Linked DNA regions of Homo sapiens: region 1 is linked to region 2. A link is a contact called in ENCODE Hi-C or POLR2A ChIA-PET data. All regions are on one chromosome and are shown on one strand. The core of a region is the stretch at or near the end of the contact, and the rest is flanking DNA. Distances in the headings are between cores, read along the strand shown. Region 1 overlaps AK4 (adenylate kinase 4). Region 2 overlaps AK4 (adenylate kinase 4).

What was found. Hi-C counts contacts between places; a loop is a spot of excess contacts on that map. ChIA-PET counts read pairs that join two places held with the same protein, here RNA polymerase II (POLR2A). Pooled maps may share reads with other maps.
Region 1: a loop to region 2 is called in a map of HepG2, with 1.8 times the contacts of the local background. The contact joins two enhancer-like sites. A Hi-C loop is called at or near these places in 4 of 168 maps with a recorded cell type or tissue (HepG2, Right ventricle myocardium inferior, aorta and 1 more), 6 of 37 single-sample maps with no recorded cell type and 5 of 50 pooled maps. POLR2A ChIA-PET finds 5 or more read pairs at or near these places in 9 of 52 experiments (BJ, GM12878, HCT116 and 6 more).

Annotation. Positions count from the first base shown.
Region 1 is chr1:65,207,535-65,210,260 of GRCh38, reverse strand. All of the region lies in intron 2 of AK4 (adenylate kinase 4), which reads right to left. Among named protein-coding and RNA genes, the nearest start is that of AK4, 61 kb to the right of the region's middle. RefSeq lists an enhancer at 2,724-2,726. Within about 2 kb of position 1,405, at least 5 of the 41 ENCODE cell types and tissues checked have a DNase peak (open chromatin) inside an H3K27ac peak, as active enhancers do.
Region 2 is chr1:65,173,247-65,176,118 of GRCh38, reverse strand. The region is part of intron 1 of AK4 (adenylate kinase 4); the gene reads right to left. Among named protein-coding and RNA genes, the nearest start is that of AK4, 26 kb to the right of the region's middle. Within about 2 kb of position 1,423, at least 11 of the 41 ENCODE cell types and tissues checked have a DNase peak (open chromatin) inside an H3K27ac peak, as active enhancers do.

The DNA.
Region 1 (2,726 bases), core at 156-2,655, 34 kb before region 2:
AGAGGCCCTGGGGATAGGCTAAGGCTGCCTCCAAAGTTTGGGGTGCTGTGTCACAGGTCCTGAAAAGGGGCTCTCTCTCACTCTGGTTAGACATAAGGGCAAGTGCTCTACCAAGTAAGTAGTAGTATTTATTCATCTACAAGACTTTTAAAATATGGATACTCAGCCGAGAAGAATGGTCAACACCTACAGTCCCAGCATTTTGAGAGGATTTCACTTGAGCCCAGGATTTTGAGACCAGCCTGGGCAACAAAGTGAGATCCTGTCTCTACAAAATAATTTAAAATTAGCCAGGCATGGTGGTATATGCCTTTAGTCCCAGCTACTCAGGAGGCTGAGGCAGGAGGATCGCTTGAGTCCAGGAGGCCAAGGCTGCAGTGAGCCATGTTCATGCCACTGCACTCCAGCCTGGGTGACAGAGCAAGACTCTTATCTCAAAAAAAGAAAAAAAAGAAAAAGAAAAACATACTTTTCAGCCACAGATCCACTTTAAGGCTTCAGGGCATACAATATGAAATGGTGTCTTAAATGATGGATTCTATAAGGTAGCATGGGAGCTTCAGCATTCTTTAAATTGATCTACATCTGTGTCTCAAGTTGGGCTAAACAAATCAAAGCAATTCAGGTGTACTTCTCACACCAATCAGCCGCCAAGAACAGAATGTCAGATAAGGTACAGTCAGACCAGCACATTTTAAAGCATTTTTAGCTGAGGGTCATTATCCAGCCAGTAAGATCCCCTGTCGGCAGGGATCACTGACCAACTGGAGTAGAATGCACCCTCAAATTTTGTCAACAGGTGGCAGCATTTATAATTTTTCCATTTAGAGAGAATTACAAGTTGAAGTATGCTTTTACATTTACTAAAAGTAACACTCCAAGAAAGGCTTTCTAAATGACTGACTAGCGTTATTCTAGGTTCCTTAATTAGCCCATTCCAAATGTGAATATATTCCATTAATTGTTGAAGAAGTAGAAATGCCAAGAGCTAACGTAAAATAAAGATCATGTTTAAGCATGGACTGCTTGCTTTCCTCCCTTTAGCTCCTCAGAGGGTCTGTTCCACCGCATGCTTTATCATGCTTCCACACCAGACTATCGCTATCCCTCATCCCCTAACCAAGCCTAGAAAAGCTGCTCACTCTTTTCATTCAAACAGCCAATCCAGATTGAAAGCTGAAATTTTATATTTTTAAATTTCTTCCAGAATCTGTCTTGTTATATCACTAATTATGACATCTACAGGTTGTTTTTTTTAAGACCCCCCCCACAAAATATTTACTAAGTGCAGTGAGATATCATTAAATTCCTGACTGGTATTGTGTTCCCAGCAGTGCTGGCCACTGGGCCTTGGCACCTGCTCCTCCCAGCCATGCCAAGAACCCAAGGAAGGGCAGCTGAAGCAGGAGGTGCTGCGGCAACAAGCTGAGGCAGTGGTGGGGAATAGAAAGTAGGACACTTCTGTTTTTCTAATTTGGAGCGCATTCACTCTGCAGGAAGGGTGCAGAGCCAGAGTCCACCACCACGTTCCCAGGCAGCAAAGCAAGCCCTCCGCCTGATGGAAATGAAAGGGCAGTTCAGAAGGGCAACTTCCAACATCCGCCTGGGTTTGGCAGCTTGTGAAAAGGCTATGCGACATCAGCCCCCTTCCTACCTCCATTAAGATCTGGAGCTAACATAGTTGCTTCGGACCGCCCATCTCTTCCCAGTTGTTGAATAAGTAAGAACCAAGTTACAAATGCAAGCCATTGTTCATGACAATCAATCACTGATGATTAGCTTAAAGTTGAAAGCAGGTGGTTGGTTATTCTTCCACAGCCTTCCCTAGCCCAGGAGTTCAAATCACTCACATCACCAACTGGAAGCCTTAGTAGCAAATTAATTACCACCAAAACCTGCTTCATAAAGGCCTTTTCTCTCTCCTATCGTATACTTTCCTTATCTGTTTACACAATGTTTATTTGTACATGTATCAAAGACCTCCATATTCCATGTCATCCAGTTATTATTAACAGATGGTGAAAAGAAGCAGCAGCTGTCCTACTACGAAAAAGTAAAAAAACAACAAATGCCAGCAAGGTTGCAGAGAAACAGGAACACTTACACACTGCTAGTGGGAATGTAAATTAGTGCAGCCACTGTGGAAAGCACTGTGGAGATTTCCCAAAGAACTTACGACTATCAGCAAAACTATTATTGGGTATACACCCAAAGGAAAATAAATTGTTCTACCAAAAAGACACATGTACTTGTATGTTCATCACAGTACTATTCACCATAGCAAAAACATGGAATCATCCAAGATACCCATCAATGATGGACTGGATAAAGAAATGTGGTATATATTCCATATACCATGGAATACTATGCAGCCGTAATAAGAATGAGATCATGTCCCTTGTAGCAACATGGATGCAGCTGGAGGCCATTAGCCTAAGAGAACTAACTCAAGACCAGAAAACCAAATACCATGTGTTCTCACTTATAAGGGGTAGCTAATCATTGAATACACATGGGCACAAAGGTGGGCACAGCAGACAACAGGGACTGCTTGAACCAGGACCAGGGTGCAGGTTGGAAAGCTACCTATCAGGTACTACGCTACCTTGGTGACAGGATCATCTGTACACGAAATTTACCCGTGTAACGAACCTGCACATGTATCCCCTAAACCTAAAATGAAAGTAGAAGGAAAAAAAAAAAAAAAACAGCAGCTGTGCTCCAGA
Region 2 (2,872 bases), core at 174-2,673:
ATTATTATTTCACCCTTCATATTTATTCAAAGAATAAAACAGTACAGTAACCTTCTTTTAAAATTAAATAAGTAGTGAAAGTAAAAGATACTGGAGCTTCATAAGCCAAAAAATTTTGGACGTCCTATGTCAAGTGTATTTTCTTGGCCCGGGATAGGAACACATGCATTCATAAACACACCATGAACATCTGGTGTAATACCACACGCGGCTTTATATAAGCAGCGGAGGAGAAAAGCAGATTGGGATGAATGCAACAGAAGTTGGGCAAGGGAGCAAATAGGAAAACGGCAAGTAATCTGAAAGATTTGCCAAAATCACAGAAGAGTTTTAAACCCAGAATGTTTAACCGTCTCCTCAAGCTCATGTTCTGGAAATCTGCCTTGGTATCCACCATAGCAGGCACTTTCAGCCCTACAGAGTAGGATTACATTGGAAATCTCAGGGGCCCTCTGGATTTTCTTACTCTGTAAAAACCATAGAACAGCCTCCCTGTAACCTGAGCACAGCCCAAGTACTAGACGCATTCAGAGGATAAGGAGGAATGTCACTTTTAAAGCAACACAAATAGTAATTCCTTGCCATTGCACAAGGCCCAGAGTGTGAATCTATCCGGCTGTGCCATGCACCTTGTTGGCTGCCTCTCTGAACAGGATCTTGGCTGCAGCTCAGCAGAAGCAAGGCTGCTATTCTCCAGTGCCATCTGCTCACACAGGATGGATTGCTACTGCTGCCCATGAGAGTCTTCCCTCTCTCTCTCTGTAGTAACTCTGGCAATGCCCTGTTGGAGAACTACAGCAAGGGCTCCAAAAATGTGTGCTGCTCAGCAACCTCCGGAAGGGAAACGGGAACAGGGAGAGCTGATGCGGACACTCTTCTGACAGGACCTCCTCAGCAATCAGCAAGGACAAGCAGTCCACTGAGCGGGCCAACACACAATCATCCTTCAACAGCCAGCAAGAACAACGATACCAGTGGCAACAGTAATGAAACACTTAGGAAGTACTGGACCAGGGGTTGTCAAATGAAGGTCATGACCACTATTTTGGTTGTTTAAAATAAAAAGTGGCACACAAAAAGAGAAAATATTATACATTCTTAAAATGTGTTTCACTTAATTGCAGGATTAAGCTAATTCCTACCATGGAGCACATTAAAAATAGATATCCATAAAAATTTTAAAAAGAAAAAATAAATAAGCAAATATTGGGTCAAGTCTTTCTATACTCCCTTGTACGTATTATCTCAATTAATTCTTACAACAACCGTATGAAGTAGTACCATTATTATTCTTGGTTTGTGGTTGAAGAAATAGAAAGTGTTTGAGTAACTTGCCTGGCTGGCTTCCCAGTCAATGTGGTTCCAAAGCCTGAACTCTTAACACATGCCCTACAGCAAGTAGCTCCCTAGACCCTGTGTCCAAAGCCTTTGCTCACTTCCTCAAGCAATTTCTCTCACACCGTAATTCTTTGTTCAACCATCTGTCCCTTTCCCCTTTCCCCTTGTGAACTGAGAACACCTCAAGGGCAGGTCTTGTTGAGCTCAGTGACTTAAACAAAGGCTCAGGGAGCAAAGGATCCCAACAGTATTTTTTAAATTAAGTGAGTAAATGAGGTATGTTAAAAGAAAAAAGAAGGCAAATTGTAGCCAAGAAAAAAATAATAATAAGTCCTGACACTCGAGGATCTGTCTTTGCCAAAGGGAAATTCGGTCTCTGAATTTAAGAAAGAAAATTAAGAAAACTCAGTCTCTGAATTAAGAAAACGAGTTCCTTGTATTCTTAGAGAGACTTGGGGGAAAATAAACTTCATCTAAAAATTTAATCAGGTTAAAAAAAAAACAACTAGAGTGTCAAAACATCTGCCTATGCTTTGCTCTGGGCCCTTCATTCAGGAAAAACTAATGAGTTTTTGGATCAATAAAGGTAAGGCTAGGGTTTATTTGGGGGGTTGAGGGTGAAGAGGGAAACTATTCTGGATTAGAAAGCCAAATCCTTCTGGTATTGGAGGATTGAAAGCTGAGGAACAGAAAAAGAGCAGACTCTCCAGAAGGGAAAAGAGCAAGAAATCAGTGAGCTGAACCTAAGCCAGGGGAGGGGCAGGCAGTGGCTGAAGGGGTGTGTGGGGAATGGCTGATAGGTTTTTAGGACACCGGTGTCTAACATGCCATGTCAACTTCCTTGTGCCAGACTCTAATCCCCATCACCCCAAACCTTAATACAACCACCTCAGCTAAGTAGTCTATTTTTTTTTTTTTGAGACAGGGTCTCCCTTTGTCACCCAGACTGGAGTACAGTGGCACAATTATGCCTCACTGCATCCTCAGCTTCCCGGGTTTAGGGGATCCTGCCACCTCAGTCTCCTAAGCAGCTGTGGCTACAGGCGTGCGCTACCACGCCTGGCTAATTATTTTTGTATTTTGTAGAGATGAGGTTCCACCATGCCGCCCAGGCTCGAACTCCTGAGCACAAGCGATCTGCCCACCTTGGCCTCCCACAGTGCTGGGATTACAGGTATGAGTAGTGCTTTGGGAGAAGGAAAGAAGGAGGGTCGGGTCCAACATGGGATGAAGTCATACAGAAAGGGCAGCCTTTCCAAGGAAAGACTGAAACGCAGAAGTGAAAAATTACAGGGAAGTATGCAATCTGAGGAAGAGGTGACCAGAGAAAATACCCAGTATTAGAGATGTGGTGTGGAGTGCCGGGAAGCCACTGAGTAAAGGATGAGGGCCCAAGTCTTTCTAATTCGGTATATAAAGCTGGAGGACAGGGACAGCTGATCTGCTGTATGTTAACTCTGTGGTGCAAGCCAAGTGCCATGGACTGTTACCCAGGGTCACTAATATCCCCCACCATGAGAACACATTTACTCCA